Linked DNA regions of Homo sapiens: region 2 is linked to region 1. The links are chromatin loops, found by intact Hi-C in ENCODE. Cell type or tissue: PC-3. All regions are shown on one strand. Links, peaks and the distances in the headings refer to the core of each region. The heading gives the core; the rest is flanking DNA. Region 1 has its middle 29 kb from the start of SDHD. Region 2 overlaps LINC02762 (long intergenic non-protein coding RNA 2762).

Region 1 (12,335 bases), core at 4,336-12,335:
GGTACAGTTATATTCTTTCCCTAGGGCATTATAGGAAAAAAGTCACAATTCCATAGCAAAAAAAGCCAATTGAGTGATTTCCTTGAGTAATTTTTACTGTAAGTGATTTGCTGCCTCTGCTTAAAAGTCAAGAAGTAGCATCTTCTTTAAGTTCTGCCTCACCAGGCTTCCAGCTACACTTAAAATTAATTAGCTAAGAATGTAGGAAATCATCTTTCTGTGTTCTCAATGCCCAAAGTCAGCCTTGAAAGTAAAGTGTACTTCTCCTTTGCAATGACGAAAAGGAGGTATGTTTTAGAAATAGACTTTGACTAACTAGTCCTACTGACATTCTAAAGCAATCAAAATCACAATGCCCTTTTGTTTGTTTGTTTGCTTTTTGAGAGGACAGGACTGCTTCATTCCAAAACACCCATAAATTAAAATTAATTTCAAAACACCTCCAAAATAGAATAGTTTTTGCCATAGTTCTGAGTCATTTTTTAACATCTTTCTTCTTAATTGGATATTATATCCCTAATAATTCATACCTTTTTGTTTTCTGGTTTTTTTTGGGGGGGGGGTTGGTTTGGTTTGGTTTTTGGTTTTTGAGACGGAGTCTCGCTCTGTCGCCCAGGCTGGAGGGCAGTGGCGAGATCTCGGCTCACTGCAAGCTCCGCCTCCTGTGTTCATGCCATTCTCCTGCCTCAGCCTCCCTAGTAGCTGGGACTACAGGCGCATGCCATCACGCCCGGCTAATTTTTTTTTTTTTTGTATTTTTATTAGAGACGGGGTTTCACCGTGGTCTCAATCTCCTGACCTCATGATCCGCCCACCTCGGCCTCCCAAAGTGCTGGGATTACAAGCGTGAGCCACCGCGCCCTGCCAATTCATACCTTTTAAAGCATATAGAAGAGTTTGAAACAAAGTGGATTAACTACCGTGATTTTTTAAACTACAGCTATTACTACAGTACTGCCAGAGTACAATTGATTTAGCTCATCGTTGCAACTGCCCAACTGAGCAATAGGAGTGGGTTTTTCCACCCAATTTTGTGGGAAACGACCTGAAGAGAAAGTTATATTGATGTTAAGCAGCTCCACTATCCGCGTGACTAATCTTGGTTCATAAGTTTCATTGGGCCTATGACTCACTTCTCTATTTTAGATATTTATTGCCCAGGAAATAACACTGATACCATTAGAACCCGTTTCCAGTTTGAACGATGCCAAAATTACAAGTCAGCACAGGAAAAAGCTCAGCTCCTATGTGTTAATTACAACATCAATGCAAGCAAAAAAGAAAAAAGTTTGAGCTTTTGCAATCCTTCATTTATCCAGCATTTGTGACCAATGGGATGTTCTATATGTTGAGAAGGAGAAAGAGGACAGTCGACGGACCAGACCAGACTGCCCTGCTTGTCTGAGCCTTGGTGTGATCGCCAGGGGGGAATGCATATGGGGTTCAAGTTTAAGGGTCACAACCTTACATTTGTCCAGTTACCCGTATTAAAGATTAAGTGCTAGCCATGCTCTTAAGACATAGGACATAAGCCAAAATATAAATGTATTCATTTTTTATGCACACACACACACACACACACACACACAATAAAACTGTCAAATGAACAAAATTCCAGTGTCCATTAGTCAATATCCTGACTTCCCAGTTTTTTAAAAAAAGTCTCTTTAGAAACCAAGCCATTATCAGAAGTTTGCTTTGAACACATTTTATTGGCTTATGTGCCTGTCCATCAAGTCTGTGAGCTTCTGGTGTCTTTTTTTTTTTTTTTTTTTTTGAGACAGAGTCTTGCTCTGTCGCCCAAGCACGATCTTGGCTCACTGCAACCTCCACTCCCCCAGGTTCAAGCGATTCTCCTGCCTCAGCCTCCCAAGTAGCTGGGACTACAGGCATGCACCACTACGCCCGGCTAGTTTTTGTATTTTTAGTAGAGATGGAGTTTCACCATCAGCCTGTTGGCCAGGCTGGTCGCGAACTCCTGACCTCAAGTGATCCACTCACCTTGGCCTCCCAAAGTACTGGGATTACAGGCGTGAGCCACCACGCCCAGCCTCCTGGTATCTTTTTCATCTCTGTATCCCCAGGACCCAGCACAGTGCCTGGTACATAGTAGATACTTAAATATTTTTTAATATATGAGTGAGTGAATAATAAGATGTATATGAACCCATCTGCAAATTTTAAGGTGGTGTCATTAAGCTATGACAGATGAATGTACCCATCTTCACAGCAGGAGCAGTGGACTTATGAAAGCAAACACAGGAAACAGGGGAAGATGCACATGTATTAAGTCACGATTAACAGCTGGGCGCGGTGGCTCAGGCTTGTAATCCCAGCACTTTGGGAGGCTGAGGCAGGTGGATCACTTAAGCCCAGGAGTTGGGTAATGGCCGACACAGCATGGTGAAAGCCCATCTCTACAAAAAAAAAAAAAAAAAAAATTAGACGGGCATGGTGGTGTACACCTGTAGTCTCGTTACTTGGGAAGCTGAGGTGGGAGGATGGCTTGAGCCCCGGAGGTCGAGGCTGCAGTGAGCTGTGATTGTGCCACTGCATTCCAGCCTGGGCAACAGAGCAAGACCCTGTCTCAAAAGAAAAAAAAATAATTAATTTTTTTAAAATTATGTAAAAGCAAGATTAATGTTGTAATGCCAATTAATGTTTTTAGATGACATTGTGAGAGACATAAAGTACAGAAAATAAGGCTTTCAACGCATTTTAGACAACCAAAGTACATTGACGTGAAGAGGGAGAAGAAAGGAACCCTCAAAACTAAAACTTCCTACTTGTGCCACTGTGTCCACCAACTCAGAAACGTGGGCTTCTGTACCTCATGGAAAATGGCAATGTCTCCTCTCCATGGGAGGTTCTTTTAAATTTTATTTGCATTCATATTACCTTTGAGGGTGGGAATGAGGAAAAACAAAAATATGGGTTAGTCTATGAGTGAAATTTTTCCAGAGAATATTGTCAGGATCATATTACCTTGGAAAAAGATACAATAGAGGCCCATATTGATCGTGTTTAGGTGAGATGCTGAGTGTGTTTCGGTTAAAATGTACATTGAGTTGAAGATACCCTATAGTGGTTAGACCCTGACCTGGCCAGAAGAATATTTTAATCTACTAAACTTATTAGATAAAACAAAGAAGCTAAATTAAAAAGTATTGAATTCTCCAAGATTCTAAGTCACAGGAAGTAATAAACCCATACCAAATAAGCCCCTAATTCTGCAGTAGTAGCTTTGAGGGAGAGAAACCAGCTTCGAGGGAGATGAAACCAGTTTGGGGGAAAGGGAGGAGGTGCCCTGGCCACAAATTTAGCAGGGCCACCAACATAGCTGAGTCATGGCTCAGGAGGCACCTTTAATACTATGTCAACCATCTGTCACATCCATCTTTCTTTTTTTTTTTTTTTTTGAGATGGAGTCTCTCTCTGTTGCCCAGGCTGGAGTGCACTGGTGTGATCTCAGCTCACTGCAACCTCCGCCTCCCAGGTTCAAGCAGTTCTCCTACTTCAGCTTCCCAAGTAACTGGGATTACAGGTGCCCACCACCACACCTGGCTAATTTTTTTTGTACTTTTAGTAGAAATAAGGTTTCACCATGGTGGCCAGGCTGGCTTCAAACTCCTGACCTCAAGTGATCTGCCCATCTTGGCATCCCAAAGTGCTAGGATTACAGGCATGAGCCACCACACCTGGCCCACATCCATCTTTTTAGGAAAGAATATTCAGATTAGAAACAGGAAAACTGGTGGACAACAGAAAGTGCCACTCCTTTATTCCTGACGTCTAAGATATGAATTGAACTTCCTTTTAAGTGTATGGTATTTTAAAATATTTGTGTTGATTAAAAAAAAAATGTATATATATATAAAGGTCGGGTGTGGTGGCTCACGCCTGTAATCCCAGCACTTTGGGAGGCCGAGGTGGGTGGATCACCTGAGGTCAACAGATTGAGACCATCCTGGCCAACATGGTGAAACCCCGTCTCTACTAAAAATACAAAAATTAGCTGGGTGTGGTGGCTTGTGCCTGTAATCCCAGCTACTCAGGAGGCTGAGGCAGGAGAATCACTTGAACCCAGGAGGCAGAGGTTGCAGTGAACCAAGATTGCGCCACTGCACTCCAGCCTGGCAACAGAAAGACTCCGTCTCAAAAAAACAAAAACAAAAACAAAAAAAACAGATAGTGAGATGGTTTGGCTCTGTGTCCCCACCCAAATCTCATCTTGTAGCTCCCACAATTCCTGTGCGTTGTGGGAAGGGCCCAGCGGCAGACGATTGAATTATGGGGGCAGGTCTTTCCCCTGCTGTTCTCATGATAGTGAATGGGTCTCATGAGATCTGACGCTTTAAAAAATGAGAGTTGCCCTGCACAAGCTCTTTTTGCCTGCTGCCATCCATGTGAGATGTGACTTGCCCCTCCTTGCCTTCCACTGTGATTATGAGGCCTCCCCAGCTATGTGGAGCTATAAGTCCAATAAGCCTCTTTCTTTTGTAAATTGTCCAGTCTCGGGTATGTCTTTATCAGCAGTGTGAAAATGGACTAATACAGATGGCAGTTCTGACATACACTACAATGTGATGAACCTTGGGATATTATGCTAAGTGAAAGAAGCCAGTCTAAAAAAGACAAATACTGTATGATCCCACTTATATAAGGCTTGGAATAGTCAAATGGATAAAAACATAAAGTAGAATGGTGGTTGCCAGAGACCAGAAGGAGGAGGAAATGGGGAGTTTAATGGGTACAGCATTTCAGTTTTGCAAGGTGAAAAGAGTCCTGGAGCTGGATGGTGGTAATGGTCATATGGCATTATGAATGTATTTAATACCATTGCATTGTACACTTGAAAATGGCTAAGATGGTAAATTTTATGTTATTTATATTTTAACACAATAAGATTGGAAAAACAACTTTTATTATAAAAAGTTTAAAACTTGCACAAATACTCATCATCCAGCTTCAACAATTATCGACATTTTGCTTATCTCATTTCTTCTATTTCTCCACTCCCCCCTTATTTCCCTTATAGATTTTTAGGTGTTTTTTTTTTACTTGCATGGTCTAATTATGATCATGTCATCCAAAAATCCTGCTGTATTGTTATTTTTTCCCTATATTTGTTCCTCATTTTTTTAAGAATCCAATGATTCTATGGTTAGTATCTCTGTTAAACAGAAATGAGGGAGGACAGGAAACATTCTTGCTTTATCTTAGGCTTTTTTTCCTTTTTTTGTTTTGAGACAGAGTCTCACTCTATTGGTTAGGCTGGATTGCAGTGGCACAAATCTCGGCTCACTGCAACCTCCACCTCCTGGGTTCAAGTGTTTCTCCTGCCTCAGCCTTATGAGTAGCTAGGACTGCAGATGTGCACCATCACGCCTTGATAGTTTTTGTATTTTTAGTAGAGACAGGGTTTCACCGTGTTGGCCAGGCTGGTCTCGAACTCCTGGCCTCAAGTGATCCACCCACCTCGGCCTCCCAAAGTGCTGGGATTACAGGTGTGAGCCACCGTGCCTGGCCTATTTTATCTTAGTTTCGATGAGCTTATCTTTGCTATTTAACAAATGCTGGCTCTTTGTTCTATGCATGTGCTCCTTTTAAGTTCAGACAAACAGGAACATTCAGCAAAGTTTTTCACTCAGTACTGGTGCGGGCATCAGGAGATATACATGTTGACACATATCTATTTCTGTTGGCTTTCTGGAAATCAACTGCATGACATAACCAGGACTTTTTAAAGGCTCATGATGATTTACCTAGAAATTCCTATTCAAGACTCTATCTTAAGGAAATAATCAGAGATGCAGTCAAAGATTGATGTATATCATTTTGAATAGCAATGGAGTACTCATGTTATATTTTTGACCACCCAGAGGCCATCCCCAGCCCCTTTCTCCCTTGTTAATGCAGAGACTGAGAACAGCAGACACTCGTTTCCCTAAGCCTTTACAGCAAGAGGTGGCCAAATGTGCCAGCTCTGATCAATGAACTCTAAAAAGAAGTCTGCAGGGAATGATGAAAAAGATGTTCTGACGACCAAGGCTTTTACTGCCCTACCTGCAACCCTGCTTCCTGCCTTTGAATCAATCAAAGGAGAATGTGGTACTTGAAGCCATTCCAGCTGTACTGTGACCACAAATTGACGAGCCTAAAAGTGACAGGCCAACATGCTGAGGATGAGAACAGAGAGGCAGAAAGAACTTTAGTCTGAGATGACATCCTTAACCGCTGCATCAAAACTGGACCTGCCTACCCAGACATCTTTTTCTATGAGCGATTCTGTGGTAGTACTCTTTTAATGGGAGATAGTGGGTGTGTATTCTTCTGCTTGCAGCCAAAAGGAAACCTACCTTATATGTATGAATATCCTACAATTTATTTAATTGGTCCTCTAGTTACACATTTAGCTTGATTCGATTTTCTTTTCTATCAGAAGTAACAATGTTGATGAATGTTTTTGAATATGCATCTTTGTCTTTTCGTGAGCATTTTTTTTGGTCTTTGTCTTTATCCTCTGCATCTGAGAAATTTATTTATTTATTATTTTTATTTATTTATTTATTTTGAGACGGAGTTTCACTCTGTTGCCCAGGGTGGAGTGCAATGGTGCGATCTCCACTCACTGCAAACTCCACCTCCTGGATTCAAGCGATTCTCCTGACCCAGCCTCCCAAGTAGCTGGGATTACATGTGCCCACTACCACACCCAGCTAATTTTTTGTATTTTTATTAGAGACGGGGGTTTCACCATGTTGGCCAGGCTGGTCTTGAACTCCTGACCTCGGGTGATCCGCCTGCCTCGGCCTTCCAAAATGCGGGAATTACAGGCATGAGCCACCGTGCCTGGCCTGAGAAATTTATTTACATTTGTCTTCCTTTGCTAATTTTAATTTGACAGAATTAATTTTGCTTTTTTACTCCTTATCCTGTGTTTTTCATTTCCTTTCAACCCTTCCTTTTCTTTTTCCTCTTTCATCACACCTAGTTTATCTTCCATCTTAGCCTACCTTCATCTTCTTCTGTTACAGAGCTCATGACTCACTCACTTCCACTTAAGATACCCAACAATTTCCTAGAACTTTTTCCTGGCTTCCGCAAAAAATCATTTGGACCTATGCAAAACTTCTGAACCTCTATTATACTTTTTTCTTTCACTTGTTTTATAGTTTTGTTTTGTTTTTTTAATAGGTCCCATGCTGATTTTTTTTTCTCCGTGCTCAATTTTGAACAGGGTGATAGCTATTCAGATTCAGTGTTTGTTACCAAGCAGAGTGAGTGAGGATTTCCTTTGGTTCTGCTTTCTGTCTGATAGCTGGATGGTTGAATCCTCCTTTAAAATCTGTACCTGCAGCCTTGGCAACATAGCAAGATCTACCTCTACAAAAAATACAGAAATTAGCCCAGCGTGGTGGTGTGCACCTGTAGCCCTAGCTACTTGGGAGGCTGAGCCAAGAGGATCACGGGCGCCCAGGAGTTCAAGGTTACAGTGAGCCATGATTGTGCCACTGCACTCCAGCCCAGGTGACAGAGCAAGAACCTGTGTCAATCAATCAGTCAAAACAAATAAAGTCTCTATCTGGAGGGCAGGTCATGTGCATGTGTCCCAGCCTCATTCCCAGTTTCTAGCCATTTTTCACTTGGTGTACTTCGGCTCTGCTGAAGCTGCATCTCCCTTTTGCTTCTATTTCCTGGTTTTCTGTTAGTCTCAGCTAATCTACTACATGAGGAATTGTGATTTTTTAAAAATGGAGCCCTAGTAAGATTTTCCTTGTTCTCTCCCCTAACTCTAAATCACACCAGGGTTACACTTGAATTCTGGTTAGTTTCCCCAAACTTTCTGCCCAACAGTTTTTTGATTTGTAAAATTTTTTTTTCCTTTTTCTTTTTTTTTTTTTACACACAAGTGAGAATTAGACAGTTCTTCCAATAGTTTTTTGAAATTCATGTGATTGAAAGAAAGAAAAAAGGAAAAGAAAAAAATCTCAGCTATAGAAGCGTGATTTTTCTTTTTTTGGAGTTGGGGGAAAAGGGTGCAACCTCCGGTGAAGGAGAGACTGGATGAGAAGCAGGAAATCTGCTCCCCCTAGTGGAAAGAAAGAGATACTTCAGGACTAGTTTATCAAAATCTGCTCTTGTGGTCTAGGTCTCTCTCTCTCTCTCTCTCTCTCTCTCTCTCTCTCTCTCTATATATATATATATATATATATATATATATTTTAAAACTAAAGATTTATCAGCAAATAAGTAAATTCTGCAAAATTGCAAAATATTACATATATACATATATATATATAGAGAGAGAGAGAGTATGGAGTTTGAGGTTATAGCGAGCTATGATCACACCACTAATATATAATTTACATTATATATGCAAACATATATATCATATATTTAATTATTTATTTTAAATATTTATTTATTTATTTATTTATTTATTTATTTATTTATTTATATTTTTTTAGACAGAGTCTTGCCCAGGCTGGAGTGCAATGGCGCGATCTCGGCTTACTGCAACCTCCGCCTTCCAGGTTCAAGCGATTCTCCTGCCTCAGATTCCCAAGCAGCTGGTTTACAGGCACCTGCCACCATGCCCAGCTAATTTTTGTATTTTTAGTAGAGACGGGGTTTCGCCATGTTGGCCAGGATGGCCTTGATCTCTTGACCTCGTGATCCGCCTGCCTCGGCCTCCCAAAGTGCTGGGATTACAACCATCCTTTTTAAGGCAGAATAATATCCCATTGTACGTATAGACCACATTTTGCTTATCCGTTTATCTATCAATGGATGCTTGGGTAGCTTCTATGTTTTAGCTATTGTAAATAATGCTGCTATGAACATGGGTGTACAAATATCTCTTTGAGATTCTGTTATCTGTTATTTGGGGCATATACCCATAAGTTAAATTACTGCATCATATGGTGATTTTATTGTTAACTTTTTGAGGAATCATCATACTGTTTTCCACAGAGCTCACAGTATTTCACATTCCCACCAACATTGCACAAGGGTTCCAGTTGCTTCACATCCTTACCAACACGTTATTTTCTGTTTTTTAATTTTTTAAATATATCCATCCTAATGGGTGTGAAGTGCTATCTTGTTTGTAGTCTTGATTTGTATTTACCTAATGATTAGTGATTTTGAATATCGTTTCATGTGCTTATTGGCCATTTGTATATAACAAAAGTTTTGTTTTGTTTGACAAGTTCTTACTCTGTTGCCCAGGCTGAAGTGCAGTGGTGTGATTATAGCTCACTATAACCTCAAACTCCAGCCTCAAGTAATCCTCCTGCCTTAGCCTATTGAGTAGCTAGGACCACATGCCCAGCTAATTTAAAAAAAAAAAAATTTGTAGAGATGGTGTCTCACTATCTTGTCCAGGCTGGTCTCAAACTCCTAGGCTCAAGTAATCCTTGTGTTTCAGCCTCTTAAAGTGCTAGGATTACAAGCATGAGCTACCATACCTGGCTTGTATATAATAAAAATTTTTGAAACTAAAGATTTATCAGCAAATAAGTAAATTCTGCAAAATTGCAAAACATTACATACATCCATAAAAAATAATTTTACTTCAATATATAAGTGATATAAGTTAGAAAGCATAATCTTTTAAATCCCATTTCTAATAGAAAGGTCATATTGGGAATAACCTAATTTAGTAATAAAAGAGTCACTCAGAAAAATGATAAAACTATTTAGAAAAAAAAAAGAACCCTAAAACAGATGGAGAAATACTCTTGATCAAGAAGACTAAAGGTAGGTCGGGCACGGTGGCTCACGCCTGTAATCCCAGCACTTTGGGAGGCTGAGGCGGGTGGATCACCTGAGGTCAGGAGTTCGAGACCAGCCTGGTCAACGTGGTGAAACCCCGTCTCTACTAAAGATACAAAAATTAGCCAGGCATGATGGCACGCGCCTGTAATCCCAGCTACTTGGGAGGCTGAGGCAGGAAAATTGCTTGAAACTGGGAGGCGGAGGTTGCAGTGAGCCGAGATCATGCCACTGCGCTCCAGCCTGGGCGACAGAGCAAAACTCCGTCTGAAAAAAAAAAAAACAAAACTAAATGTAGTAAAGATGGCAATACTTTCCAAAATTATATACAGATTTAGCCAGAGCAATTAGGCAAGAGAAAGTAATAAAAGAAGTTCAAATTGGAAAGGAGGAAGCCAAATTGTCTGTTTGCAGATGACATGATCTTATATATAGAAAAACCTAAAGACTCCACCAAAAAACTCATAGAACTGATAAATTCAGTTAATTTGTAGGATATATAATCAACCCACAAAAATCAGTAGCATTTCTGTACATAAGCAATGAACTAGCTGAAAAAGAAATCAAGAAGGCAATCCCATCTACAATAGCTACCAAAAAAAAAATAAAATAAAATACCTAGGAATAAATTTAACCAAAGAGGTGAAAAACTTCTACAAGGAAAACTACAAAACATTGATGAATAAAAAGGATACAAACAAATGGAAAGACCTCCCATGTTCATGGATCAGAAGAATTAATATTTTTAAGATGACCATACATCCCAAAGTAGTCTACAGATTCAATGAAATCCCCATCAAAATACCAATGCTATTCTTCACAGCAATAAAAAAAAAATCTTAAAATTTGTATGGAACCACAAAAGAGCACAAATAGCTAAAGCAATTCTAAGCAAAAGGAACAAAGCTAAAGGCATCACACTACCAGACTTCAAAATACAGTACAAAGCTGTAGTAACCAAAACAGTATGGTAGCAGTATAAAAACTGACACATAGACCAATAGAACAGAATAGAAAATCCAGAAATTAATCCACATCTCTACAACCAACTGATTTTTTACAAAGTCACCAAGAATACTCATTGGGGAAAGCACAGTCACTTCAATAAATGGTGCTGGGAAAACTGGACATCCATATGCAGAAAAATGAGACTAGACACTCCCCCCGCCTCTCACCCTATACAAAAGTCAACTCAAAATTGATCAAAGACCTAAATGTTGGACGCAAAACAACAAAACTACTAGAAGAAAACATAGGGGAAATACTTTAGAACATTGGTCTTGGAAAAGATATTAAGAATAAGACCTCAAAAGCGTAGGCAACAAAAGCAAAAATAAACAAATGGGATTATTACAAACTAAAAAGCTTCTGCATAGCAAAAGAAACAATCAACAAAGTGAAAAGACAACCTATAGAATGAAAGAAAATATTTGCAAGCTACCCGTATGACAAGAAGTTTATAACCAGAATATATAAAGGAGTTCAAACAACTCTAAAGGAAAAAAATCTAATAATCGATTTTAAAACGGGCAAAAAATTTGAATACACATTTCTCAAAAGAAGACATATAAATAGAAAACAGGCATAAGAAAAGGTGCTCAACAATACTGAGCATCAGAAAAAATGCAAATCAAGGCCGGGCGCGGTAGCTCACACCTGTAATTCCAGCACTTTGGGAGGCCAAGGTTGGTGGATCACTTGAGGTCAAGAGTTCAAGACCAGGCCAACATGGTGAAACCCTGTCTCTACTCAAAATACAAAAATTAGCCAGGTGTGGTGACAAGTGCCTGTAATCCCAGCTACTTGGGAGGCTGAGGGAGGAGCACTGCGCAACTTGTATCAGTCACAGTTTTGGTAAACCCACAGGCTAGCTCTAGCTAAAATGAGTGAAAACCAAATGTCAATGGAGAGCTTCTTTGAAAAGGGGAAAGACCCAATGAGGAGACAGCAGAAGACTCTAACACTAACAAAAAAAGAAAAATGCATTTAAAAGAAAATACCAAGAGTCCTACTTAAATTATGGGTTCATTGCAACAGGTGATTCATATTCTCCAAGCCTGCTTTGTATAATATGTGGTGACCAACTATCCAAAAGAGCCATGAAACTTTCAAAACTGCTTTGCCACATGGAAACAAATCACCCTGCATTAAAAGACAAGCTTTGGAGTTTTTCAAAAGAAAACAAAACGTGAACACAAAGAACAGAAGCCACCACTACTGAAGGCCATTATTGAAGGCCACCACTTTGTCAAATGTGTCTGCAGTGAGAGCATCATTCTTAGTGGCTAACTGCATTGTTAAAGCTAAGAAGCCCTTTACTATTGGGGAAGAGTTGATCCTGCCTGCTGCTAAGGACATTTGTTATGAACTTTTAGGAGAGGCTGCAGTTCAAAAGGTGCCACATGTTCCTCTTCCAGTCAGTACCATAACTAGACCAATTGATGAAATAGCAGAGGATATCGAGGCACAATTTTTAGAGAGGATTAATGAGTCACTGTGGTACACAATCCAGATTGACAAGTCTACCATTGCTGACAACAAGGCAACAATGCTTG
Region 2 (16,669 bases), core at 3,759-11,758, 170 kb before region 1:
ATTGTTCAATGAATGACTGCAGCCTCTACACTCAGCTCAGGGAGATAAAAGGTAAGAAGAATGTGCTTTACACGTGCTATCCCCTTGGATCTTCACAACACTCTTTGGAAATAGATACAAATAGACATGATTAACCCCATTTAATAGATGAGAAACTCACATTGAAAGAAGTTAAGTGTTCAAAGCTGCACAGCTGAAGTGGCAGAGCTAAGATTCAAGTTCATGTCTACTTGACTGCAAAGGCTGCTTTTCATAAAATCACATTAACATCATGTTGGATACCTTCGATACACACAATACATTTTTTTTTAAGACGGAGTTTCACCCTTGTCACCCAGGCTGAAGTGCAGTGGCACAACCTCGGCTCACTGCAACCTCCACCTCCTGGGTTCAAGCGATTCTCCTGCCTCAGCCTCCCAAGTGGCTGGGACTACAGGCATGAGCCACTACATTGGCTAATTTTTGTATTTTTAGTAGATACAGGGTTTCATCATGCTGGCCAGGCTAGTCTCAAACTCCTGACCTCAGGTAATCCACTGGCCTTGGCCTCCCAAAGTGCTGGGATTACAGGCATGAGCTACCGCACCCGGCCAACATTTATTTTTTTTAAAAAAAATGTTAACCACATTGCCTCCCATTATCCCATTATCCACCTAGAAAAGCTAATAATAACAATGGCAAAGTCAAGAAATGTAGCCAAGGGGCCAACAGAGCCCCAGAGTCCTTAGAGAAACTGGCCACATCGGCATTTCCCCACTCGAGGACTCAGCCCCTGCCTCCAGTAGAAAATAGCAGAGGTGCCCACCTGGGAAGGCCTTGCCTTTATTATTCCTCTGGCCATAGCTGGCCATACCAAGGAGACCTCTTGCAGACATATCTTCTGGCCTGGCCCATGTTACTCTGTAAACCTAATGACATGTGTAACTCTCGTTGCTGATTACAACTGCCGAGCTCCTGTTGATCATCATGACAGGTAAGAGGCAAACACACATGCAGCTGCAATCAAGGACATGATGAGCACCTACCCTGAGCTCTGGATGGCACTGGGTGCTCAGGTTGCCCACATTTTAGACAGTCGCTGATTGGAGCAAGAATTATTAGGCCACACTCATCTGCATCCCCCAGGAAATGCTGGGTTGCCTTGACCCCCTGGGAGGAGTTATGAAGGGTCCCCACAGGCTAGAGCTTGGGTGGCTGGACACTGAGTTGGAGACCCTCGTACAAAGAAAGGGAGATTAAAATTTGTTCTGTAGAGTCAAGGGACTTGTGCTTGTCAACTTCCCCTCTTCATATGGCTTTGTTTCCCCATGTTGCTTTTAAACAGGTGGTTCAGGCAGGAGAAGAAATCAGCTCTTCCCTCCTCACCCCTATACTCCCCTTGGCCTGGCCCAGCTATAACTTCTGCTTATTCAAGACTCAGTAGTGTTGGTGCTGCCTCCAGGAAGCCTGTCCTGGCCCCTGAGACCTCTCCTCTGTGCTCAGAATAACCCCCATACATCACTGGATCCTGGTACTCGCCCTGCTGCATTATAATTATCTAAGTGTGGGTCTGTCTCCCATCCGGGCTGTGAGCTGAACTGAGGTAGGAACTGTGACCCATTTACTGTCATGTCTCCAGCTAACACCATGCCTGGCACAGAGTAAGTGGAATAAATATCTGGGCTAATGGAGTTGCTGGATTACCAGACTACGTGTTCTGACAGGTAGCTGGGAAGATAGGATCATCATAGTTCTAGTCTCTGTGCTGCCGACATTCACAAGCTCTTGGAAGACCTTAGGAATCATCTAGCCCTGTGCACAGGTTCCCACATCCTGAGGTCCCTGCACCAGGAAGGGTGGTCTGCCAGAACTACAAAGGCCGAGGGAACAACTTCTCAGGAAAGCCTTGGCCACAGGCTACTCTCATTTCTGAAGGCTCTGAGCCTATCTCACTGACCATTTAGAACAAATTGTTCATGACTCAACTTCATTATCTTCTACCCCGTATAGGAGCCCCAGCCTCCTCGGCTCTGCATTAGGTCATTGTTATCGCTCCCTTGTGGGCTTGCCATGTCACCTCCACAAGCAGCAGCAAAAATCACTTGCCAGAAAAAATGTCAGAAAAGCAATTAACATGAGCCTGGGTAGCAAGAAAGAAGCAACACATAAGAACAAAGGAGATGGCTCCTCCCTGCAAAGTCTGTGATTGCCTACCAGGGAAGCCAGCTCTGGGAGACCTGGGGATTGGGCTTGAGCCATCAGCCTCTGCCCCTGGTGCTTTATTTCAGAAGCACCAGCATCCCTTTAATCATGCGCAGGAAGCTTGACTGCTGTGGGAGCCCAAAGGGACCACCTGAAGCCTGTGATGAGACGGGCTGCAGCGCAGGAGAAAGACAGAGTCTCTCCCACTGCCTACTGAGGAATGCAGCTGCTCTGCAGCTGAACTTGGAGAGGCAAGAAAGAGAACAGACATTTAGGAAATGAGAGGTGACCCAGTGTCTGAACACTGAAGGTCATGGGGAGATACAAGAGACAGAGAACAGGCTGAGCATGGTGGCTCACGCCTGTAATCCCAGCACTTTGGGAGGTGGGCAGATCACGAGGTCAAGAGATTGAGACCATCCTGGCCAACACAGTGAAACCCCGTCTCTACTAAATATACAAAAATTAGCTAGGCGTGGTGGCACATGCCTTTAATCCCAGCTACTTGGGAGGCTGAGCCAGGAGAATCCCTTGAACCCGGGAAGCAGAGCTTGCAGTGAACTGAGATCGCGCCACTGCACCCCAGCCTGGCGATAGAGCAAGACTCTGTCTCAAAAAAAAAGAGAGAACAAGGAGAGAGGGATAGACAAACAGACACAAACACAAAAGCAGAGACAAAAGTTGACAACTTTAAAAGAATTTTTAAACAGAAGGAGTTTTCACCATTAGTGAGTGAGGGGCCTCCCTGAGAGTGGGGGAGGATTATGAAATCATTACCAGAATGTTCTAGATCTCACCCCTGGAGACCACAAAGTCAGACCACGTTTACATTCAGTTCCCAAATTGTGATCATCTAAGCTCTCACCAGCTGTGGCAGCAGGTCCCGCAGCCTTCTCTGAGAGGCAGCATGGCCTCAGGGACTCAGGAGCCAGCCCTGAAGCGGAATTCCCTCTGCTGCAGCCCCCACCTCAGGCTGCCACTATGGCACCCACAAGCTCACCATCTGCAAGGCACGGCTTTCACCACCACTGCCGCTCTGGCGCCTAAGGAAGACCTGCCCTGACCCCCACTTCTCAGTCCTTACTATGGGATCCATCCTTCCCCGGTGCCACACTTCTCCCTTGAATTTCCTTGAGAATTGGAGGCGGCAGAAGGAACCTGCGTGGGGCCTAGAGCAGCCTAAAGCCCCTGACCCACCTGCCTCGTACCTCATGCCCACCAGCTTCACAGGGCCAGGGGTCAGTCATCTCCCACCATAGAAATAGCTGACACCTTCACGCCCTGGAGCCTGAATCCGAGGGAGATGTGGCTGCCCCTTAGCCTACGGCCCTGGGTCTTGGGGGATGATGCTGGGTTCCTGAGTGACCCTGTGGAATCAATGAGCTCACCTACTCCCCAGACACTGCTAAATGAGGGAGAGAAGTAATCCACAACATTTTTTAAACCACTGTATTCTTGGATGTTTTTCTTACAACAGCTTTGCCTCGCACCCTAACAAATAACAAGAGCAGGCGATTTCCTGGCAGGAGTCACATCTGATTTCAGCTCACAAGACAGCCAGCCCTCCAATCCTGGGGTTCCATATCTGAAGATTTAGCCAACTGCAGATAGAAAATATTCCAAAACAAACCAAAAAATATATATAACAATAAGAAAACACAGGCCAGGCACGGTGGCTCATGCCTGTAATCCCAGCACTTCGGGAGGCCAAGGCAGGTGGATCACCTTGGGGTCGGGAGTTTGAGACCAGCCTGACCAATATAGAGAAACCCTGTCTCTACTAAAAATGCAAAAATTAGCTGGGTGTGGTGGCGCACGTCTGTAATCCCAGCTACTAGGGAGGCTGAGGCAGGAGAATCGCTTGAACCTGGGAGGCGGAGGTTGCGGTGAGCCAAGATCGCACCACTGCACTCCAGCCTGGGCAACAAGAGTGAAACTCTATCTCGAAAAAGAAAAAGAAAATACAAATTAAAAACCCACTAAAAAAGCTATTTACATAGCATTTTACATTGCATCAGGTTTTATAAGTGGTCTGGAGGTGATTTAAAGTATATGAGAGAATTGTAGGTTATATGCAAATACCACACCATTTCATATCAGGGACTTGAGCATCTGTGGATTTTGGTATCTGCAGGCAGGGAGTATGTCCTGGAATCAATCCCCTGTGGACACTGAGGGATGACTATGATGATAATACCCTCTAAGAATCAACTTAATATGAGTTGGTTGTTCCGAGCAGGTACTGGGCACTCCCAGTGAATAAGAAAGTGTCCTCAGGGCCTCCCTCCACATCACCTAGTAGAGACAAATGGGGCCTTTCTCTTTGTTCCAACAGCTTAATCACTTCTTTCTTCCCACTTTTTGCATCCCCCTCCCCTGCCCTTCAAGGCACAACAGCAAATCCAATGAGGGACCAGCCCACACTCAACAGCTACACTAACCAGCTGAGTGACCTTGACACCTGCTTCTCAATCAAGGGCTGGACTAGATCTGTGGCTTTCAATCCCAGCTGTGCATTAGAATTACCAAGGGACCTTTGAAATATTGAAATGCTGAGTCCCTCATCAGACCAACTAAAACCAAATTTCTGTGGGGTGGAGAACCTTTAACTCGGAAACTAAATCCAGTTCCCAGATTAATTTCATCAAATGGTGCTGTTCTGGTCACAATCCAGCTCATGTAGCCTTCGCTGGACTTTGTCTTATTTATAGCCCAACACCTGGGACAGTCACAGGTATCACACATAGTAGATGCTCACTTTTCCTTCTAAGAGGTTGCTGTCATTGTGGATAAAATTCCATGTTTTCTGCATTTGATTTGAGAATACAGGAATGGAACTTTTCTCTAAGAAAGAAAAACAAAAAAAACTAAGTTTGGTCACTTTTTACTCCTGTGGGGTCTTCAAAAGACTTGTGTAGCAGACAGAACATGGGCTTTGGAGTCATTCAGACTGGGTGTGAATTCCAGCTCTGCTCCTCCTTCACCATGTGACTTGGGCAAGTGATATACTGGCTCCCCTTGTAACCAACATGGTCACTTGAATTACAGGTGAATAGCATTTCCTGATTACAAATATGCAATTTGTGCAGCCCAAAGCAGCAGCTGCAGCTGAACCTCAGTGCCTAGTTTTCTTAGCTGTAAAATGAAAGTAGTAATAGTTACAACACAGCTTTCATGCAAAAATATGAACAATGTAAGTAAAATAGTTAGCATAGCCCCTAGCATATATAAATACTCAAGAAATGCTAATTTTCTCCCACTTTTACCCCCAAAGTTTTCTATATCCCCAAACCTATGCATCTGTGTCCTCTGAATGGAAGGCATGTGAGGGACTCCTATTGAGTGGCCACCTGAGATCTCTGCAGGACACTCGCAGATGCAAGGCAGGCTGAGATGGATGTGGTGTGCAGCTTGATCCTGGTAAGGCAGCTACTAACAGCGGTGCAAGTTTTGCATTGCACAACACTGTTGGGCTCCTTTCACATCATGGTCATCACAGGTTTTTCTAGTTCCTACAGCAGTTTTCTAGAAGATGTCAGTGGGGTGTGTGAAAGAAATGGTACCATTTTCCAAATTCAACCAAATTTGCCCTGTTAACCAGCTGTAGGCTGCCATCCCCACTCCCTAGTTCCTCTGCCTTAATATGACATTGGACCTCATCACCCAACCAACCTGTCCACAAAGTAAGTCCTGATGACGCCCCTCTCAGGGGCACACAAGCCATTCTTTGTGCCTCTCCTTGAAACTGATCATACAATGAAAATGAGAAACACAGCAGGACAAATGGAGAAGATGAATCCCACCACAAGATGTCCTGAAACTTCCATGCTGTTGGGAGCTCCTAGCCCCCTTCAATGCAGACCAAATCACCCAGCTCCCAGACAAGGGTTCCAACTCACAGCTGCTACATGTGAGCTCCCAGATGGGATAGCTCTATAATGTGCCGCACCTACATCCCCATTTAAAGGAAACCGCCTGCCCTCATCCCCTGCCACAGGTACTTCCCAGCAGGGCAGTTCTGTTTTATGGCACACTCTCCCCTGCCCAGCTAATTGCAACAGGAAGCAGACTCCCAAACAGCTCATTCATTGGCTGGCTAGAGACTTTTGAAGTGGCCCAGCACCTGAAAAAGGGGAAGGGTGTGTCAATTAGATTTCTATCTCAGAAAGCAAAACTGGAAAATGTCAAGAAAATCAGTCCGTTGGTGGCGGGAGCCAAGGCTGAAATGTCCTGGAGTGCAGCAAGTGGAGAGAGGCTGAAGGGACCACAGTGAGTGAGGGGTAAACCAAAGTTATGAATCAGCAGAAGCTGTGGCGCAGGGAAGAGGCAGGTGCAGAAAACAAGGCAAGGGAGCTGCCAGTGGCGAGCGGAGAATGGAGGACCTGCTCACAGAAGCCAGGTCGCCTTACTGGGGGAGAGCCAGAGCAAAGATCCAGGACTCCTGCTGGAGTGTAACCTCAGATCCAAATGCAGGCTCTGTGGACATTCTTGCTCCCTTGTTGCTCCCTTCTCCTTCCAGCTACCTCCCCAACTTCACTTGTACTGGTGTGTGAAGGCATCTGGTTATTGCCGCTTAAAGAACCCGGCCGGGCACGGTGGCTCACACCTGTAATCCCAGCACTTTGGGAGGGCGAGGCGGGCAGATCGCTTGAGTTCAGGAGTTCCAGACCAGCCTGGGCAACATGGCGAAACCCTATCTCTACAAAAAATGCAAAACAATTACCCAGGTGTGGTGGCACATGCCTGTAGTCCCAGCTATTTTGGGGGCTGAGGTGGGATGATCGCTGGATCCCAGGAGGTCAAGGCTGCAATGAGCCAAGATCATACCACTGCACTCCAGCCTGGATGACAAAGTGAGACCCTGTCTCAAAAAAAAAAAAAAAAAAAAACCACCTCAGTTCAACCATTAGCAAGTAGAGATGGACAGAGAAAGTCACACACACAAAAAAAGCCAATCAATAAGGAAACCACCTAAAAGAAGAACAATTATTTTACAGTTTCTGGGAATAATACTAATTAACATGTGTATAACCATTTGCAAATTTTGGCTTAGGATAATCATGAGAAACATAGAAATTGAATCTGAGTTCTGTCTCACCAGTCACCATTGCAGAATCAGTTCATTTTAGTCAGAAGGCCAGATAGGGGACTTTGCAATCTACAGCTCACCCTGTCACATCTCAGTGGATCTTTTTGAGGTGGGGGAAAAAAAAAAAAAAAAAAAACCTTGAGAAGCGAGGGCCAGGGGAAGGGAGGAAAGCATCTTGAAATAGACCATGGTGGCCACTAGAGGGAGATGCTACCTTGTGAAACATTTCACGGCCCGCTACTTCCAGGGAGAGTTCTCAGCTGAGACCAGAGAACGTGAAGGGACCTGCTCCCCTTCCTCCTCTTTTAGAGACGAGATGAGGCAGCATCCTCTCTGGAACCGAACGGGCTCTCCTCCGCGTTGGTGAAGACAAGGCCATGTTCTACAAAGTTCATGCATAACCCATCGTTCCTGCGGACCAAGGCAACAGGAATGGCCATCGTCTGGAGGGGCCGGCTGAAAGAGAGCCGGAAGAAGAAATGTCTAATGCTGCCCTCAAACATCTGAGAGAATACGGAGAAGGGCCACATTTGCTATGCGCGGCTTCAAATGGCGGAACTAGGACCCATGGCTGAGAGCTACAAGGAGAAACCACTCAGTACAAGAAGGGCTCCTTGGAAACACAGCTGACCAAATTGTGGAGTGGATCCAGCTGACACTGACCATTTTTGGGTGTGGCATAGATGGGCGACCACACTGTGTGGGCAGTTGGTCTCACCGCCTCTAAGACACCTTCCATCTCTGAGAACCTGCAGGAAGGAGAGAAGTGGCCTTGCGACCCCCACCCGCCCCGCCCACGCCGAGTGCTTCTTTGCCGCCCATCCTACCGCGTGCCACCAGGGGGCGCCGCTGCTCTGGAAGACGCCTTACCACTGAGGTTTCAGAGCCAATCCCTGAGAGCCAAGTGCCCACCCTCAACCAAAAGACCACCTGTTAGGTCGAGATAGCACAATGAATCTGGATTGGTTGCACCTCCGCTATTCCAAACACATTGCAATAGTACATAAAGTATAAAAAGAGAAAACCAAAAGATATAGTTCCTGCCCACTGCCGTGGCTCACACCTGTAATCCCAGTGCTTTGGGAAGCCAAGGTGGGAGGATTGCTTGAGGCCAGGAGTTTGAGATCAGCCTAGGCAACATAGCAAAGCCCCGTCTCTACAAAAAAAAAAAAAAAAAAAAAAAAATAGCCAGGTGTGGTGGCAAGCACCTGCAGTCCTAGCTATTTGGGAAGCTGAGGAGGGAGGATCGCTTGAGCCCAAGAGTTCAAGGTTACAGTAAGCTATGATTGTGCCAATGCACTCCAGCCTTGGGACAGAATGAGAACTTGTCTCTAAAAAAAAAAAAAAAGATATAGTTGAGCTGAAAAAAATATGTATGAATATCTCTTTGGATCAGAAAAGGAAGATAAACCCAAAGCAGTGAGCAAGGCTGAAGCTCCAGGACGGCTGCCCAGTGCTACCTGGGGTTACAAATTCCTGGGGAGCCATGGGCCCGGGGAGGGGAAGGACAAAGCCTCCCTTCCAGGAACTGAGACAAGCCACCCACTGTGCTGTCTCCAGTATCTGTTGTCACCAGCCACCTTCATGAGGCGTTTCTAGACCTGGGGTTCAGAGGGACAGGAGGAAGCAACTGCAAAACCTCTAGACAGGTGCAGTTGAACAATCAGAAGAGAAAGAAGAAAAAATCCAAAAGCCTCCCATTCCACATGAGCCTGCAAATCCAAAATTACAAAACACAGGAAGAACCTCATGCTAAGCCTAGCAGCCAGCAGCACCAACACTCTGAACATGAATCAATCCAGACAAAATTAGTATTCAGAAGCAGCATGACATACATGCATACATTGAAGCTGATAAGAGAAAAAGGAAGCATAATGCTGTCATCCACACAGGGTGAATGTCCAAATAGCACATGCCGCTGGCCTGCTGAGGAGCACCCCTTGGGGTCCACTCACAGAGAGGACCAGGAACACGTGTGCAGGTCCCCATGACCCTTTTCTCCTAGGTTAGCACTGTACTGCCTGGGAGGGGAAAAGAAGCAAAAGTTGCTTCCTGGGAGAGTCAGGAAGGGACATTCTACTGATGACACTAGTGGTTTGGGGCCTATCCGGGACTAAAGCAGCCCCTCTCTTGAGCCCCGTGTCCTCAAAGAGAGACTAGTAGATTGAAAAAGTACTGGTTCAAGGAATGTGAAACCTGCTATTAATTGATTTATTACTTTAGACAAGTCACTTTCCTTCTCAGAGCTTCTGTTTCCCCAACAGTAAAATGATGTTAAACAGATCATCCCTAAGATAAGGTTATCTTTGATAACCCAGGTAAGGTTATCATTCTAAAAGAAAGGAATCAGTAACTCATCTCTTTAATTCTTTCATTTTTAATACAAGCCTAGCACCTTTTCTTTTCTAAGTACAGTATTTAATTTCTGGTTGTAATATTAATCTATGTTCATTAGTAAAAGGGAAAAACTCAAAGAAGGAAATAAAAATGACTGCAATGTCACCAGTTAGAGACAACACTGCTAACATTTGCTGTAATTTCCAGTGACCTTTCTTTTACTGTGCTAATATAAATATGAGGGTGCTTTTTTTTTTTTACAGAAATCAGGTAATAATATTCACTGCTAACTGAACATCTACTACCTGTCAGACACAGGACCAAGTGCTATACAAACATCTCACCAATCTTTATAGCAACCTGCAGGGGAGACACAATGTCTCCAATTTACTGAAAAGAAAATTTCTGTGCAACAAAAAGTCAAGCAACCTGCCTGAGGCCACATAACTGTGAGGAACAGAGCAGAATTCCTACCATACCAGCTTCCTGAATGGTCTACATTGTCTTGTGACTTTTTTTTTTTTTTACTTATTTTTAACATGTTCTCATTTTTCAGTTACTTTTCTAACACATTATTATAAGTGGTTCAAGGTATTAATCACATAATCCCTTACTGGCTAGCATTTAAGATGTTTTCAATTTTCACTATCATAGACAATGCTGTGATTATCTTCCTTCCACATAATTCTTTCCACTCAGCAGTAATCATCCTTAAGATAAAAACGTTGAACATCCTGATCAAAGGGTATGCACTTTCTTTTTTTGTTTTTTTATTTTGAGACGGAGTCTCGCTCTGTTGCCCAGGCTGGAGTGCAGTAGCGCGGTCTCGGCTCACTGCAACCTCCGCCTCCCGGGTTCATACCATTCTCCTGCCTCAGCCACCCAAGTAGCTGGGACTACAGACGCCCACCACCGTGCCCGGCTAATTTTTTGAATTTTTAGTAGAAACGAGGTTTCACCATGTTAGCCAGGATGGGTATGCACTTTCTTAAGGCTATTGACAAATAGTGTCAAATTGCCCTCCAAAACACTCAAACAATTATTCTCCCTTTAACAATTTAGGAAAGTTCAATTTGCCTGCAACCTCATTAATGTTGGAAGTGATCTCATTTTTATTCATCTTAGCTGATGTTACAGGTGAAATGTCTTGATTGTTAATGTAGTTAAATTTTGTTCTGAAGTCATCAACCACTTTATGATTCATTTTAATAAGCACCTATATACAAATCCTTGGAAGACAGGAGGAAAATGAAGAAATGGGATCAAAAGGAGAGAATATCAATTTCATTTATTTAACAAAAACCAAATACCTAACATCTGCAAGGCATGTTACAGGCCCTGTAGGCATTCAAATGAGTAAGCACAAGCAACTATTGAGCACCTGCTGTATGCTCCAAGATACCAGACATGCTAAGTGTCATAGGAGAGACAAAAGAAGGTACAACATTTATCCTCCAAGAACCCAAAATCTAGTTGAGAAAGGGAAAAAACCAACACAAGAAGGTGTTTTGAGCCTAATTCCTCTTTATCTGTTCTTTCATGGAACGGAGCTTCCACCTCCTTTTATGGTCTGCTCAGTAAACCTCAAACCATTGTGGCTTGTTCATATACTTCTCTTCCTGGATCACGTGGGAGCTCCAGAGGGCAGAGATGGGCTCTTACTCAGTGGTCAAATGGACACCCTGGAATGATGGACGGACATCCTGGAATGATGGAATGATTTTCCAATTCTTACCTCATGATTGAGGGTTGTAAATTAGCGACAGGTTGCCACATCCCCTAGCCACTCCCTACTGCCCACCCCCTGCAGGGATCAGAAACACAGGGCCAGTACTCAGATACAAGGTCATAGGCATATACATTAAGTTAACATTAACAGCATTCATTTATTGGTTGGATTCAATAACCAGCCACACTCCCTGAAACTGTCAGAGTCTGATAGTTAGGGCATGCACTGCGACCCTTGGTTATGTCAGTACACAGGATGTTTATCTGACTGTTCATTTACATGACTGATTCAAGGGTTTTGGTTTTGTTTGTTTTCTTGTTTGTTTGTTTGCTTGCTTACTCTTTCTCCTCACTTACTGATGTTCACCTCTCCTCCCTGCCCTTCCAGGATCCACAGGTCATAAGATCATCACCCGCCACCTGATCTGATTCCCCTGGCTTAGAAACCTGGCCATTCACACATAAGCTCACCAAGTTCATTTCACTTGCAGTTGTCTTCTCATTTTTCTTTTTTACTTGCTGTGATTTTTCCAGCCCTCTCTCTGGCTCTCTCCCTCTCGCCTTGCTCAGAGAGGTTTTACACCAGCCCCTCCTAGGTCTCCTTTCTCCTTTCTCTAAGGGATGTCTCAACACCACTGACATTTCCTGAGTTTTCCATTTACTAGTCACTGAGGTCTTTTATGTGGACTGCCCAAAGCATCTAGAACCAGCACAGCTCAATAAACATTTGCTTAATTCAAACTCTGACTACTGTGCCACTGATTAGAATTTCAAGAGCTTCAGATTCATGTGCCCTGGAGGAAATGGGAAGGACTGGCTACCAAAGGTAGGATTTAAACCCGACTTAAAATCTAAGTACAATCCCAGTGCTTTAAGAAGCCGAGGCAGGTGCATCCCTTGGGCCCAGAAATTCAAGGCTGCAGTGACCTGTGATTTCACTACTGCACTTCAGGCTTTGAGACAGTGCTACAGAGCAAGACCCTGTCTCAAAGAAAAAAAAAAATTAGAGCTAGCCTAGGTTTATGGGAGGAGGTCATCAATGTCTTTAACTGTGAATAGTTAGAGAAGAAAGGAACTGACATTAGCCCAAATAAGTCATGGTCTTTGCTCCTGGGCAACATATGGAGACCCCATCTTTACAAAAAAAAATAAATAATAATAATAATAATACATAAGGTCGGTATGCAGGATGTCCATCTGCCCATTCATTTACATGACTGATTCAATCTCAATCTGAATGATAATGGGAGCAGAAAGGACTTCATCCCATCACCCCTTTCCTTCCTTTTCCCCTCTACTCACTTCTGAGGAGCCATCAGTAAGACAGAGAAAAAGACAGAGAAAAGAGATAAACTGTTCACAAAATAGTGTTGAAGGTGCCAGGAGAGGTAGTCATTGCTGTGTGTCTTGTTCACGGTCTACACCAAAGATACTGAAGGGCCTGAGCTCCCTGGGCACACATGGACCTCCCAGGATGATCCTCCCCTTCAGAACTGCAGTAGGACCTAGAAAGGCCAGCAGATATGAAAGATGAAGAGGACTGCGTAAGAGGAAGGGAGACCAGAGCAAGACAGCCCCCCAGAGGTGTGACCAAGAAGGAGTAGAAATATTCCAAGAAAGTGAAGAAATATTTCCCCCATCCTCTGGATGCTGTGTGCATCGGCTAATAATCAGTCTCTTACCGGAATGAACTGGACCTGCATACCCTCCTGTAAGCCACCAATGTCACCAAGGGTCCCAGTGTGCATTATAACTGTCATTGACCAGACAGACCCTGTACTAGGTGTTGTACCTACATTACCTCAGTGAATGCCACCTAACACTATGTGCCCAAGACCACGAAGACTTCCAGCCAGGGAGCTCAAACTCGAGGGCACATAAGAATCACCTTGGAGCTGGTTAAAATGACACAAAAAGTTATGGCTCCTAAATCTGGAGTGGGGTCCAGGAAAATGCATTTTAAATAAGCATCTTGTGGGGCCTTCAGCATCTGCATCACTGTCACAGGTTGCTTATTAAAAATGCATGTTCCTGGCTGGGTGTGGTGGCTCATGCCTGTAATCCCAGAACTTTGGGAGGCCAAGGCAGGTGGGTCAGTTAAGCCCAGGAGTTCAAGACCAGCCTGGGCAACATGATGAAATCCCATCTCTACAAAAAATACAAAAACTGGCCAGGTGTGGTGGTGCATGCCTATAGTCCCAGCTATAGGGAGGTTGAGGCAGGAGGATCACCTGAATCCGGGGAGGTCGAGGATGCAGTGAGCTGTGATTGCATCACCGCACTCCATCCTGAGCCATAGAGTGTAACCTTATCTCAAAAAAAAAAAAATGCATGTTCCTGGACCCCCCCACCTCTGACCTACAGATCCAGAACCTGTACGCTCCAGCCCAGCCCTAATAGGCTAGTGGCTTCCCTTTGGACCCTTGGGACCAGCCAGTCTAGTCACACCACAACCATTGTCCTCAGAGAAAGCCCGTCTCACCATTTGTCCTCCACAGAACATTCCTCCAACCTCCTCCTCCCGTTCTCACTATTCTCTCCATCGCAAACCTTCCCTCTCTGCCACTTAAAACTTCCACTGCTGAGTGAGCTCCCCTACATCTTCCACTCATTCCTTTCCCTTATGAGCTTAGATGAAACCACCAGGGGAAAAATGGCAGACATGAGCTGCAATGATGGCCACCACCCCAACTCAGGGGAGCTCAGTCATCTTAGGCAGCAGGCAGCTGCAGTGATAATGGCTGCCCCCACCCCCCTGGAAACTCTTAGCAGAGTTAACAGAACAGAGCTGTTAACAAAGCTGTGCAGAGTTAACTTAACAGAGCTGTGCAGATTCTCAGCAGCCACTTGACTGGGGTCTTAGGCAGTCTCCAGTCAAGTGGCTGCTGAGAATCTGCACAGCTCTGTGCTTGGGACCCAAGGCCCTGGTAGTGTAGCTCAAAAGTGGGATCTCCTGATCTGTGGGTTGCGCAGATCCGTGGAAAAAGTACGGTTTTCTAGCAGGGTAGCATGATCACTAACCACCTCCCTTGGCTTGGGGTGGGAGCTGCCCTTTCCCCGTGTGGCTCCCAGGTGGGCCGTCGCACCACCCGGCTTTTCTTCACTCTTCATGGGTCACATCAACTGCTTAGTCAGTCCCAGTGAGAGAACCTGGATACCCTGGTTGCTGGTGCAGGATTCACTTGCCATTTTGGTTCCTCCCAGTGGGAGCCTCTGACCACAGATGTTTCTAGTTGGCCATCTTGGCCTCTCCCCCCAGTACTAATATTTTTATATGAAGAAAATAGTATCTTTGAGGTTTTAAAGGCAACTGTGAAATAAAATTGTTTCACCTCCGGGTGAAAAAAATAAAAATAATAAACAAATAAAAATAAAACTCTGTTGCCTACAGATAGAATTCAAAATGCTTAGCATGACCTATAAGACCTAGCATGACTTGGCCCCTATTTACTTGCCAGCAACAGCATCTGTCACTCTTTTTCTTGAACATTACCTTTTCATTGTTCCCTGCTCACATCACACTGTTTTGTAATTCCACACTTCTCTCTTCCAGGAACATTCACCCCAACCTACCCCTATCCTTCAAAACAGTTCATCCAGGATGGCTGCAGTGACTCACACCTGTAATCTCAGTGCTTTGGGAGGCTGAGGCAGGAGGATTGCTTGAGGCCAGAAGTTTAAGACTGCAGTGAACTATGATTCACGCCACTGAACTCCAGAGAGAGAGAGAGAGAAGAAAGAAAGAAAGAGAGAGAGAGAGGGGGGAAGGAAGGAAGGAAGGAAAGAAAGGAAGGAAGGAAGGAAGGAAGGAAGGAAGGAAGGAAGGAAGGAAGAAGGAAAGAAAGAAAGAAAGAAAGAAAGAAAGAAAGAAAGAAAGAAAGAAAGAAAGAAAGAGAAAGAAAACCAGCTCATCCACCATTTACCCAAAAAGCATTCTTTCCCTTCTTTTGTACTCCTAAGGCTTACCTCTATCTTAGCATTTACGCATTATTTTGAAATTATGTTTATGAACCTGCCTCTTAACACTAACCAAAAGCTATTCAAAAAGAGGGATAAGCCAGGCATGGTGGCTCATTCTGTAATTCCTTTGGGAGGCCCAGGTAGGAGGATTACTTGAGGCCAAGAGTTCAAGATCAGCCTGGGCAACATAGCAAGACTCCATCTCTACAAAAAAATAAAAGTTTTAAAAAGGAGAAATCTTAACTGGTCTTTATGCCCCTGCCCTAAAGCTTACCACAATGCCTGCCACATATTGGACCCTCAAAACAAATTATTGATTAATTTTCACAATGGGACTACAAGGCAGGCATTACAAATGAAAAAAACTAAGTCCCAGAAAGCCAGTTACATTCCAGGGGATGGGAGGGCAGCAACTTGAAACCAACTCTACCGCTAAGGCCTAGGCTCTCTCAAGTACAACCTGGAAAACATGAGTGAGCAAGGAGATGGAGGTGAGAATGAGGTGTCAGGGCACCCACCCAGGACATGATGCGTGAGGAATGGAGGGATATGAAGGTGGACAAGATTCTCAAGGGTGGAAGAATATGGTCATGAGGCCTTGGCATTGTGGCTTCTAAGCAGAGCCCTGATACGCTAAACTGCCTGGCAATATCAGGCCAGGCAGTTTGGTCTGACATTGCCAGTTTAGCTGCCCAGGCATGTCTGCTAGCTAAATCTAAATGCTGGGCCTGAGGTCAACGTCCCCACAAATACCCACAACTCTGCTGCACAACCATATTCAGAGTCCTGCACTTACTCAGCCTCTGCTTGCTGAGCAAGCAGATACTACCTCTCTTGAGCACAAGCCTCCAGGAAGTTCCTAATGTAGATCAAGGTGGGAATATCCATGGAATATCCAAATTATATTAGAAGGCCAGGCAGGGTGGCTCACATCTGTGATCCCAGCATTTTGGGAGGCTAAGGCAGGCGGATCACTTGGGACCAGGAGTTTGAGACCAGCCTGGGCAACAGGAAAAAACCCTCTACAAAAAAAAAAAAAAAAAATTAGCCAGGCATGGTGGCATTCACCTGTAGTCCTGGCTACTCAGGAGGCTGAGGCAAGCGGATCAATTGAGCTCGGAGATTGAGGTTGCAGTGAGCCATGATGGCACCACTGCACTCTAGGCTGGGTAACAGAAGGAGACCCTCAAAACAAACAAGCATACAAACTAACAAACAAAGTATATTAGAAGATAAATAAATATGGACTTGAGTGGACAAGAGCATCTTTGCGCCTCAGCCTCTCCTGAGAGGTGCCTCTTCTCCCACCCACCTTCCAGGGGCCTTCCCCTACAAACCTAAACATAGAAGGCAGCCAATGAAAGGGACCAAGAG

What was found. Hi-C counts contacts between places; a loop is a spot of excess contacts. Peaks named below come from ENCODE experiments on the same cell type or tissue, not always from the same donor. Only the 100,000 strongest peaks of a DNase experiment are listed, where the experiment ranks them.
Region 2: a loop joins it to region 1, with 13 times the contacts of the local background. A loop is called at or near these places in 71 of 110 quality-filtered maps.

Annotation. Positions count from the first base shown.
Region 1 is chr11:112,109,374-112,121,708 of GRCh38, reverse strand. No RefSeq gene overlaps it. Among named protein-coding and RNA genes, the nearest start is that of SDHD, 29 kb to the right of the region's middle. In PC-3, for the core only: a CTCF peak has its summit at 8,038; a DNase peak (open chromatin) is centred at 8,068.
Region 2 is chr11:112,271,541-112,288,209 of GRCh38, reverse strand. The region is part of intron 1 of LINC02762 (long intergenic non-protein coding RNA 2762); the gene reads right to left. Among named protein-coding and RNA genes, the nearest start is that of LINC02762, 9.1 kb to the right of the region's middle. RefSeq lists an enhancer at 7,779-7,868. In PC-3, for the core only: CTCF peaks have their summits at 7,475 (motif pointing right) and 8,192; a DNase peak (open chromatin) is centred at 7,489; H3K4me3 peaks cover 634 bases.